Linked DNA regions of Homo sapiens: all the other regions are linked to region 3. The links are chromatin contacts, found by Hi-C or POLR2A ChIA-PET in ENCODE. All regions are on one chromosome and are shown on one strand. Each heading gives the region's core, a stretch centred on a gene start or an enhancer-like site at or near the end of the contact. The rest is flanking DNA. Distances are from core to core; before and after follow the strand shown.

Region 1 (3,897 bases), core at 1,167-3,666, 830 kb after region 3:
CTCCCAAGGCGCTGGGATTACAGGCGTGAACCACTGCGCCTGGCTAATGTTTGTATTGTTGTAGAAACGAGGTTTCACCATTTTGGCCAGGTTGGTCTCGAACTCCTGACCTCAGGTGATCTGCCCGCCTTGGCCTCCCAAAGTGCTGGGATTACAGGCGTGAGCCAGCGCGCCCGGCCGATTACCAGTTGTTTTTAATATAGATAAATACATAGAGATAGATATATCTCTATCTATCTCTATAGATATATATCTCTATAGAGATAGAGAGAGAGAGAGAGATAGATAGAGATAGATAGATAGATATCGGCCGTGGAGGTTGCGGTGAGCCAAGATCGCGCCACTGCACTCCAGCCTGGGCAACAAGAGCGAAACTCCGTCTCAAAAAAAAAAAAGAAAGAAAGAAAGAAAAGAAAGAAAAGAAAAAGAAAAAAAAACTGGTAATCAATTTATTAAAATAGTTGACTTAAGCATCTGCAATGGTGACTTCCACCTCAACTCCTGGCTCAATACTGATGGAAGTAATCTGCTTAACAATCTCAGAAGGACTGTGCAAGTCAATGAGTCACTTGTGGATTCTCATCTGGAAATGATCCCATGTCTTAGAACCTTCACCACAAAGTTTTTCTTGAAGTGATTCTCAAAGTCTTGGCAGGCATTCGAACTGGTCCTTTCACTTTGAGATTATTTTCCTTTGCTCCTCTGATCAAGTCAGCACACACCTTCTCCAGGGATTTTACGATGCGGCTCGTTAGAGTGACTCGAATTCGTGAATTGCCACCTCCGCCTCCCTGGGTGTTTTTCCGGTATCCTTAAAAGCCATGGCTGCTGCGCGGCTTCCTGAGCGACTGGTTCCTCGGCGAGGGCGAACAGCGGTGAGTCAGTAGCAGGAGCGTGCGGATCAGCGATCCGCAACACCTACGACCGCGTCTTCCTCAAAGAGCTATTTATCTATATACATTTTTGAGACGGAGTCTAGCTCTGTCGCCCAGGCTGGAGTGCAGTAGCGCGATCTCGGCTCACTGCCGCCTCTGCCTTCTGGGTTCAAGCGATTCTCCTGCCTCAGCCTCCGGAGTAGCTGGGATTACAGGCGCCCGCCACCACGCCCAGCTAATTTTTGTATTTTTAGTAGAGACGGAGTTTCCCTGTGTTGGCCAGGCTAGTCTCGATCTCCTGACCTCGTGATCCACCCGCCTCGGCCTCCCAAAGTGCTGGGATTACAAGCGTGAGCCACAAGGCCCGGCCACTATTTATATTTTACACTTGATCTTGGCCAAAAGGCCGAGAAGCGATACTATTTATATTTTTATAATACATATCCCCATCTAACATACTACATACTGCAATTACTTATTATATCTTTTGTTTAGTGTCTAATATCCTCCTCCACCTGCACCCCAGCAGAATGTAAGCTCCATAAGGAAAAGAATGTTGATCTATTTTGTTCTCTGATGTAATCCGCTGTACGCCCTGGACAGAACCTGCTGTAAAGTAGGAGCTCAATAAGTATGTGAATTAATGTATCGTGGGAAGGAAAGAACCCAGAGAATAAGGGGCGGCTGAAGCTGTGAAAGGAGCAATTAGGCCTGGCGCGGGGGCTCACGCCTGTAATCCCAGCACTTTGAGGGACCAAGGCGGGCAGATCACTTGAGATCAGAAGTTCGAGACCAGCCTGGCCAATAACATGGCGAAACCCCGTCTCTACTAAAAATACAAAAATTAGCCCAGCGTTGTGGCGGGCGCCTGTGGTCTCAGGTACTCTGAGGCTGAGACAGAGAATTGCTTGAACCCGGAAGACGGAGGTTGCAGTGAGCTGAGATCTCGCCACTATACTCCAGCCTGGGCGACAGAGTGAGACTCGGTCTCAAAAAAAGAAAAAAAGAGTGTGTGTTGGGGGGGACGGGTCAATAAATAGAGCAATACTGTATATGTAAAATACAGAATGGTATGATACCAAGAACACATAGATGGAATGATCTGCAGCACTTCTCAACTGTATTACATTCAACGAAACCGTTTAGAGCTTGTTCTCCCTCCCTCCCCCACTTTCTTTGTTCCTTGGGGAACCCCCACACGGCACAAACCGTGTTTTAATTCCTATTCTCTAGTGTGCAGATAAGTGCCTGGCACTATTAAGTGGTCAAAAGAGGTCGTGAGCAAGTTAACAAATCACTGTTTCCATGTCCCTAACTACTCTTAAGCTCGTAGAGAAGATACTTCCTATCTCTTGCGCTTCTACCTCAACTCCCACTTCGCAGAGAGGGCTAAAAGCGACGTCGTAAACTTATTACGTAATAAGGCAGCGCCCAGAGGCGGAAGAGGCCGGTTTTTGCTCCGGCCACGTGAGGAGGGTGGGCGGGGCGTTAAAGTTCATATCCCAGTGTCCTTTGAATCGACTTCCTTTTTTCTTTTTTCCGGCGTTCAAGATGTCGAAGCGAGGTGAGGTTTTGTTTCTGGAGGATCCTCCACCATCTGTCGTGCAGTGGCTGGCGGATTCGTCAGGAGCGGTGGCCCTAGGCAGCTGGGGCGCTTTGCTCTCCTTCAGGCCGGAGAGAGAGAGCCAGGCCACCGCGAGAGCACTGCCAGGGCCCTCGAAAGTGGCAGTGGGGTGCTGGAGAGTTGAGATGGCAGGATCCCGACGTGAATGTAGTCTGGATACCGCGAGATCGCTCCGCGAATAGGGCTATCGTAATGGGGTTGAAGTTAGACTGGATTAGGCCCTGGTTTGCGCGACCTCTGCGGTTTTATGCCTTGCAGGAGTAATTGCGTTTTGCGAAAGTTAGAGCAAGGGTTGAGTCGTCTAGGTTTCTTAATTTCGATGTCAGAGTGTTAATAGTAAGAAATAGGCTACTTTCCGTGAGAATCGGGTGGCACATGGGGACGGCATAAGTAAAATCCGAGCGAGCTAATCTATAGCGTACAGTCTATCAAAGCATGTGCGGTGAATTACAGCTTGAGTATGAGGGGGAACTCCGAACCATGTCTAGATTGTGATCTCTTTATCCTGTTTCCCTTCCCTTTATATCCACAGGACGTGGTGGGTCCTCTGGTGCGAAATTCCGGATTTCCTTGGGTCTTCCGGTAGGAGCTGTAATCAATTGTGCTGACAACACAGGTGAGGTCTTTGCACGTTGCTATACTCCCCCTTTTAAAAGCACTCAATGGGCCTGTGGCTAATGACCTATTGAGCCGTCAAGAAAGGGGAGAGTGAAAACATCGCTTTTGGGTGAAGTGGCAACATGTGTTGTTTGCTTCAATCGGTGGTGTGACAAGGCGTTCTTGCGGACTAACTGCTTGGGCAGTGAGTGGAGGGAGGGGCTTTGGAAGTGTTTGGGAAATGTTATACTGATGGAACGGCCTGATGGCCCTCAACATTTTTTATTTTTATTTACATTCTTTTGTAGGAGCCAAAAACCTGTATATCATCTCCGTGAAGGGGATCAAGGGACGGCTGAACAGACTTCCCGCTGCTGGTGTGGGTGACATGGTGATGGCCACAGTCAAGAAAGGCAAACCAGAGCTCAGAAAAAAGGGTGAGTAAACACTGAGCCCACCTTAATACTGATGAGTAGTGGGGGGACGCTTTCCTTTATTGGAAAATGGATCAGTTTTCAAGGCCTCAAGTTTGTTTTCCATTGAGAGGCAGTGTGAGATAAGTATCTTAAGTTTTTGCTCATATTGTGTTGGAGGGGGGACCATCATCTTGTCACTTCCATACCTTAGTTGTTTTTTTGTTGTTGTTTTTGTTTTGTTTTGTTTTGTTTTTTGAGATGGAGTCTCTCTCTGTCGCCCAGCCCATACTGGAGTGCAATGGCACGATCTTGGCTCACTGCAACCTCCGCCTCCTGGGCTCTCAAAAAAAAATATATTACAAAACGAAAACAAGCTGCCCGTTGC
Region 2 (3,598 bases), core at 279-2,778, 860 kb after region 3:
ACGTTCTTATCTATTAGTAGCAAACAATTGGAAAATTAAAATTTTTAAATTTTATTTAAAATAGCATCACAGGCCGGGTGCCTGTAATCCTTGCATTTTGGGAGGCCAAGGTAGGCGGATCACCTGAGGTCAGGGGTTCCAGACCAGCCTGGCCAACACGGTGAAATCCCATCTTTACTACAAACACAAAAATCAGTAGGTCGTGGTGGCGTATGCCTGTAATCCCAGCTACTCGGGAGGCTGAGGCAGGAGAATCGCTTGAACCCAGGAGGCGGAGGTTGCAGTGAGCTGGTATTGCGCCACTGTACTCCAGCCTGGGCAACAGAGTGAGATTCCGTCTCGAAATAAATAAATAAATAAATAAATAAATAAATAAATAAATAAATAAATAAATAAATAAAATAGCATCACAAAAAATACAACATTTAGAATAAATTTAACAAAAGATGTGCAAAACTTCTATTCTGAAAATTACAAAACAGGTCGGGCGCAGTGGCTCACACCTGTAATCCCAGCACTTTAGGAGGCCGAGGTAGGAGGATTGCTTGAGTCCAGGAGTTTGAGACAAGCCTGGGTAAGATGGCAAAACCCTGTTGCTACAAAAATAAAAATAGCCAGGCGCGGTGGCTTATGTCTGTAATCCCAACACTTTGGGAGGCTGAGGCGGGGAGATCACTTGAGGTCGAAATTCGAGACAAGCCTGAGCAACATGGTGAAACCCTGTCTCTACAAAAAATACAAAAATTAGCCGGGCGGGTGGCGGGCGCCTGTAATCCCAGCGACTTGGGAGGCTGAGGCAGGAGAATTGCTGTCCGGGAGGCGGAGGTTGCAGTCAGCTTCGACCGCAGCCTGGGAGAGCAAAACTCCTTCTCAAAAAACAAAAACAAAGGGAGAAGAAGAAAAAGAAAAAGAAAAAAGAAAAACATGCCAAAAACACATAGTAACTGAAGGGAAAGGAATCTGCCAGCTTCCCACTATGGGAAAATCTGCCACTGTGGAAGCTGGCAGATTTTAAAAGTTTGGCAAACGGAAGCTGATGGAATTTCGATTTGATGGTTTCTATTTAGCTTCGTAAAATAGGCCTGGCATAAGGGGATTTGCTGTGAGTCAAGGTCTGAGGAAAGCGCCAGTTTGCAAAGCCGTTTTGGAAAACTGGAGCGTGGGGGTGTGTGCAGGGTGAGGGGAGGAGGCCTAGTCTGGTCCACCTTAGGTCTAGCAGAGACTACGTGGAGCTTTGAGCCGAATGCCCTGGTGAGCTGCCATGGCAACACAGCCGTGGGCACAGGCCCACGGCAACCCATCACTGAACAGAGTTGTGGCGTTTCAACAGAGAGTCTGGGACATCAGGCAACGTGGCGACCCGAAGCAGCCAAAATGAGACCTCGACAGCAAAGGCCTCGACAGCGGAGCCCGGACCTTTGCAAAATCTGCAAGTAACGCCAACGTCACAAAGCGCGACCGAGCCCTGTACGTCATCGTTCCGCGACGCCGACGCGGTGAGATGACGCCCTCCCGGAAGTGACCTCTAGAGCGGTGGTGAAACTGGCAGTTGACGGCTCCTGGGACTAGATCCCGCGAGGTAGCCCCCGAACTATTTCTCTACGTTTTCTCTTGATCCTCCCGAAATCTTCCAGATCCGCGTAGTGAGGAATCGTCTCCACCGTCATGGGGGGCGGAGACCTGGTGAGTGGAGGGAGGCCTGGGCGGGGGAGGACTGAGGCCGGGACGGAAATTGGCAGGGGGTGGGGGTAGAGGAAGGAGTGGATAACCATGGCAACGCAGCTTTGCTTTCGCCGGGAGGAGGCCGTTGCCCTGAAGAGGGGATGGATCCTTAGGGCAATGGAGGGGTGGGACTGAGATTTGGGAAAGTCCGAGGTGTGTCGCGAACAGTGACAGGTGGTGTTTGCGTGTTTGTTGACTGCGGCTCTACCGGCTGTAAATTCTGGGAAGACCGGGGAGGGGGCGGATGGAGCCATGGCTAGGAAAGGAGGTAGATATGGAGGACGTGTCACCACACTTTGTTTTGTATATCTTGTCTTGCCACACACCTCTCTTCCTTGGGTGAGAGTTCAGAGTCATGTCCTGGACTGAAGTAGGGGTGGTTTGTGCCCCATTCTCCCTACCCTAAGCCATGCCCTGGGGTCGTTTTTTATTTTTTATTTTTTTGAGACGGAGTTTCTTGTTGCCCAGGCTGGAGTGCCATGGCGCGATCTCGGCTGACCGCAACCTTTCCCTCCTGGGTTCAAGCGATTCTCCTGCCTCAGCCTCCCGAGTAGCTGGGATTACAGGCATGCGCCACCACACCCGGCTAATTTTGTATTTTTAGTAGAGACAGGGTTTCTCCATGTTGGTCAGGCTGGTCTCGATCTGCCGACCTCAAGTGATCCGCCCGCCTCGGCCTCCCAGAGTGCTAGGATTACAAGGGTTAGCCACAGCGCCCGGCCCTGGGGTCCTTTTTAAGCCTGAAGGGATCTTCCTGTCCATCTTTCTGACTTCCACACCTCCTTCAGTGCTGGATTCTGATCTGTAGTGGCAGAGCTTGCTTTTGAATTCATACCACTTAATATAAGTTATGTGGCAATGTCTCTTAAACTGAAACGTTCATTTGTAAAGCGCTAAGGCCCCAAATAGGGTAAATGTACCCACAAGAGCATGGGGCAAGGTTGGGAAAATGCTAGCCTCCGGAAAGTGGAGCTAATTGAACCAGCAAGTAGATCAGCTTAGCCGCCTGCCCAGTAAACCTATTAGTTTGTCATGTGTTCTCAATCACAGTGAGTGCCAGGACTCCATCTAGTTTCATCCAATTTAGTGTATTCTTCACATAACTGCATTTAAGGACAGGAAAGCTCTAATCCAGGGTTTCTCAACATTAGCGCTCTTGACAGTTTGGCCTAGATAATTCTTTGGGGGTGTGTGGTAGTGGTGGTAGTTGGGCTGTCCTGTGCATTGTAGAATGTTTAGCAGCATCACTGGCCTCTAGCCACTAGACTGGAGCTATCCACTAACACCCGTCTCCACCAGTTGTGACAGCCAAAAATGACTCCAGAAGATTTTCTCCCTGGGGAGCAAAATAATCTATGCTTGAGGCAGGGAGGACAAGATGGGAAGGGTTAGAGGGAGAAAGAGGGAGGGAGTGAGGGAGGAAGGACGGAAGGATGGACGGATGGTCAGACCAACTGACGGACTGACCCACAACCAACCAACTGAATGACCTGACGAAGGGGAGAGGCAGGACAAGGAGGGGAAGAGAAAAGGAAGAAAAGGGAGCTCTCATTGACCGAACATTTTCCACATGCCAAGTACCTTGTGGACATGATCTTATTTTCTTAATTGGTCTCCTGGTCCTCTCCAGTCCATTCTCTTTTCTTTTTTTTTTTTTAAGATGGAGTCTCAGCCAGGTGCAGTGGCTCATGCCTGTAATCCCAGCACTTTGGGAGGCAGAGGCGGGTGGGTCACGAGGTCAGGATTTGAGACCAGCTTGGCCAAGATGGTGAAACCCCGTCTCTACTAAAAATACAAAAATTAGCTGGGAGCAGTGGCGGGCGCCTGTAATCCCAGCTACTTGGGAGGCTGAGGCAGGAGAATCGCTTGAACCCAG
Region 3 (3,779 bases), core at 476-2,975:
AGGCATGCACCACCACACCCAACTAATTTTGTATTTTTAGTAGAGATGGGGTTTCTCCATGTTGGTCAGGCTGGTCTCAAACTCCTAACCTCAGGTGATCCGTCCGCCTCGGCCTCCCAAAGTGCTGGGATTACAGGCGTGAGCCACCACCCCCAGCCTTACTTAGGAATTTTCTAAAGGGGAGACTCCCTATTTTGTCAGGATTTCATCCTCTTTAATCCTAAATGTCCATCTTTATATGAGGATCCTCATAAAAAGACTCATCCCAGAGTCACAGAAAGGACAAAATGAAATGAAAAAAGAAAAAAAAACAGTATTGTAAAAGAACTAATCTGTAAGATGCAAAGTAGTATTAGCACTGGATTTCCGGTCAGCTCCTGGAGGGCTAAGGGGTTGTTTTGTTCATTTCAGCTTCTCAGTCAGTATCAGTTGGGTGGTCAACTCCAGGGGACACTATTCATGTTATATTTAACTGGAAGAATTTGCCATTCACAGAAAAGGCAATGTGAATGCTGCTCCCCAGAGCACCATTCACAGAAAATGCAATGTGAATGGTGCCTCCTGGAGATTTTGCCTTGCTTAGCAAGGTGCTAGAGCTAAGGACTCAGAAATGTTTGTTAAGTGAGTGAATGGAATCCCAGGCTACTTCTTACTCATTCCAACCCCCAGGACGAAAAAGAAAAGTTGACAAGGGGTGAGGAGAGTGGGGGAGGAGAAAGGGTGATCCTTAGCTACAAGGCTTCTATGAGATTGGGTGTGGGTCGGTGCTGATGGGAGTGCAGGGGAGGTGAGCAGGGAGAGGATACTAAAGCAAGCGTCCTGTTCCCAGGGTTCCTAATTTTCCTAGAAATATTACTTCTCTCCGATCTCAGTGCAGAACCATACTGATGATTTTACAGCCCTGGATTTGTCAAGTTCTTATGTTGATGTATGCTGTTCATTCATTAAACAGAAGAACAAACAAACGCAGTTAGCGCCTACCATAAGCCAAATTCTGTGCTGGAGGTAGAGTGGTGAACAGGACAGCAAAGGTTCTACCCCGCATGGGGAAGCAATCACCCTCGGGAGGTGGTACTTCAATTGCGACTAGAAGAAAAAAGAAGAGTGAGTGATTCAGACCAGGCCAGGCAGTCAGGAAGCTTGAGGGACATAGCCCTCTGAAGCGGGTCTGGAGCAAGGGAGTGAGGGAGACCAGTGGACAGGGGCCAAATCAGGCAGGGTTTGTGGAGACTGTATTTTACCCAAGGTAATTGGGAGCCAGTAAATAATTTTAAGAAAAAAAAAGTGATATGGGCAAATTTTAATTTTTCAAAATGGAGCGCAGGTTGGAAGAGGCAAAAGTAGAGGCAGGGAGAGCCATTAAGAAGCTACTGCGGCTGTCTTGGCGACACATGATGGTGTCTTTAACCAGGGTGGTGCCAGAAGAGATGGAGAGAAGTGGATAGTTACAGGTACGTTTAGGAAGTAAAATCCGACAGGGGTGGTGACAGTAAACAGCCCTACCTCAAAAAAGATCATGGAAAACACTTCAGTTTGCTCATTAACCCATCAGGCGTCCGCCTTCCCTTAACCCTATCGCCTCGATATATGGACACAGCAGGGGGACGAGGGGCGGGGCAGGCGCCCACAAAAATCCGGGAACTTTAATTTAAACTGTGTGGACTTCAGCGGAGAGTAGAATAAAGAACACAGGAACTTCCGGTTACTCCGGAAGTGGAAGCTTCATACTCCTAAGCTCCTCCCCCGGCGGCGAGCCAGGGAGAAAGGATGGCCGGCCTGGCGGCGCGGTTGGTCCTGCTAGCTGGGGCAGCGGCGCTGGCGAGCGGCTCCCAGGGCGACCGTGAGCCGGTGTACCGCGACTGCGTACTGCAGTGCGAAGAGCAGAACTGCTCTGGGGGCGCTCTGAATCACTTCCGCTCCCGCCAGCCAATCTACATGAGTCTAGCAGGTAAGCCCCACCCCCACGGTAAGCCCCGCCCATTTGTCTTGCTCCCGCCCCCTGCGCCCCCAATACGCCTCTGCAATCCCTGAACCTTAGTTTCCCCACGAGGTCTCTTATGAATGTGAGTGAAGCCCCTAAGGTGATGAGAGCCTTACCAGCCTCTCTTACTTTCCCAGAAGCTTTCATTTACTTATTTGTTCAGTCAAAAGGGTATTTATTAAATACATTCGGGCCACAATGTCTAGGAATGGCACAGAAATCAGACCAGGGTCCCGCCCATTGGGACTCACAGTCCCCACGGGGACATGAGCCTTTTCAAGTGCAAGGCAGAGAATGATTTGAGCCCCTGAAAGACTCTTTGATTAGGAAGCATTTGGGATAGGAAGGTGTCAGTTCCGGCTTTGAAGACGTGGGGGCAGGGATCATCTTGGAACGTTTTGTTTGAAGGAGGGACTTTGGACTGGTACATTCGATTTGGACCATAGTGGGCAAAGAACCAACGTATTGAGCACTCACTGTGTGACAGGTGTCACAATATGTCAAGTAATTTTTATCACACCCTTTGAGATAGTTTCTCTAATCCCAGTTTTACAGATGGGGATTAGAGAGATTAAATGCCCTGCCCAAGGTCACACAGCCAGTATGTAGTAAAGTGGAGTTTCCAGTTCTGGCCTGTTTGACCACAAGCTTGTCCTCTTTACTATTATACCACTTTGCATTCCAGACAGAGGGAACAGAGAGAATGGATGCCCTGGGCAGATGTGGGCACATCCAGGAGCTTTATTTACTCAGGGAGCAGGGTACATGAACAGGAGTAGTGACCAATACGGTTGGAAAGGCAATTTGGAGCCTCAAAAGTCAGGTTGAAGAATTTGGGCTTCATTTTCATAGGAAGGGAGTAAGATAGCAAGAACTCCTTCCAGGAGAGTAAGAGCAAATCCTATATTCAGGAAGGACAAATATAAACCCAGGTTTCCATAGATGAGTTCATCAGATGCCAACATCTTGATGGACTTGAGCAAAAGGAGAGGAAATGTCTGCCAAGGTAGAAAGATCATCTGAGCCCTGGAGTTCAAGACTAGCCTAGGCAACATGACAAGATGCCTTCTCTACAAAAAATAAAAGAATTAGCCAGACATTGTGGTCTCGCTACTTGGGAGGCTGAGGTGGGAGGATCGTTTGAGCCCAGGAGGTCAAGGCTGTGGTGAGCCATGCTCTCCCCACTGCACTCCAGCCTGGATGAAAGAGCGAGACCCTGTCTCAAAAAAAAAAAAAAAAAAAAAATGCCGGGTGCGGTGGCTCGTGCCTGCAATCCCCGCACTTTAGGTGGCAGAGGCAGGCAGATAACCTGAGGTTGGGAGTTCAAGACCACCCTGACCAACATGGAGAAACCCCATCTCTACTAAAAATACAAAATTAGTTGGGTGTGGTGGTGCATGCCTGTAATCCCAGCTACTCGGGAGCCTGAGGCAGGAGAATCGCTTGAACCCAGGAGGCGGAGGTTGCAGTGAACCGAGATCGCACCATTGCACTCCAGCCTGGGCAACAAAAACAAAACTGTCTCAAAAAAACAAACAAAAAAAAGACGAATATCTCTAATTGCTCACTAAAATATGCATACATACGTACATACACCTTCCCCTATGTGTACATCTCATCATCTCTCATTCATTCAAAGGGGAAGCTAGAATTTTGAGATTTCTCCTGGTTCTCTCCAACTTACAGGCCCTCTTGGCCTACATTTGCGCTTGGACCCCATTCATGCTCTCTCTTTCCTCTCTGTGCTGGGGAGTTCACCAGGCCACATTTGTCTGTTTCAGGCTGGACCTGTCGGGAC

The links. Hi-C counts contacts between places; a loop is a spot of excess contacts on that map. ChIA-PET counts read pairs that join two places held with the same protein, here RNA polymerase II (POLR2A). Pooled maps may share reads with other maps.
Region 1: a pooled map shows a loop between it and region 3 (7-fold over the local background). The contact joins the promoter of RPL23 here to the promoter of PGAP3 in region 3. A Hi-C loop is called at or near these places in 3 of 50 pooled maps. POLR2A ChIA-PET finds 5 or more read pairs at or near these places in 3 of 52 experiments (Caco-2, GM12878 and HepG2).
Region 2: a pooled map shows a loop between it and region 3 (10-fold over the local background). The contact joins the promoter of CWC25 here to the promoter of PGAP3 in region 3. A Hi-C loop is called at or near these places in 3 of 50 pooled maps. POLR2A ChIA-PET finds 5 or more read pairs at or near these places in 2 of 52 experiments (HEK293 and WTC11).

The regions. Positions count from the first base shown.
Region 1 is chr17:38,852,240-38,856,136 of GRCh38, reverse strand. RPL23 (ribosomal protein L23) reads left to right here and starts at 2,416. Exons shown (of 5, transcript NM_000978.4): 1 at 2,416-2,439; 2 at 3,032-3,115; 3 at 3,405-3,533. The coding sequence starts at 2,427. It overlaps SNORA21 (small nucleolar RNA, H/ACA box 21), which reads left to right and starts at 3,142; the gene lies at 3,142-3,274. It also overlaps the pseudogene RPS20P35. RefSeq lists enhancers at 2,163-2,272, 1,996-2,779, 2,270-3,469, 2,780-3,563.
Region 2 is chr17:38,823,251-38,826,848 of GRCh38, reverse strand. CWC25 (CWC25 spliceosome associated protein) reads left to right here and starts at 1,528. Exons shown (of 10, transcript NM_017748.5): 1 at 1,528-1,683. The coding sequence starts at 1,666. MIR4727 (microRNA 4727) reads right to left here and starts at 1,011; the gene lies at 957-1,011. RefSeq lists an enhancer at 2,189-2,820.
Region 3 is chr17:39,686,003-39,689,781 of GRCh38, reverse strand. It overlaps PGAP3 (post-GPI attachment to proteins phospholipase 3), which reads left to right and starts at 1,725. Exons shown (of 8, transcript NM_033419.5): 1 at 1,725-1,948; 2 at 3,763-3,779. The coding sequence starts at 1,768. It also overlaps a transcript of ERBB2 not described here. RefSeq lists a silencer at 352-646 and enhancers at 1-886, 1,597-1,706.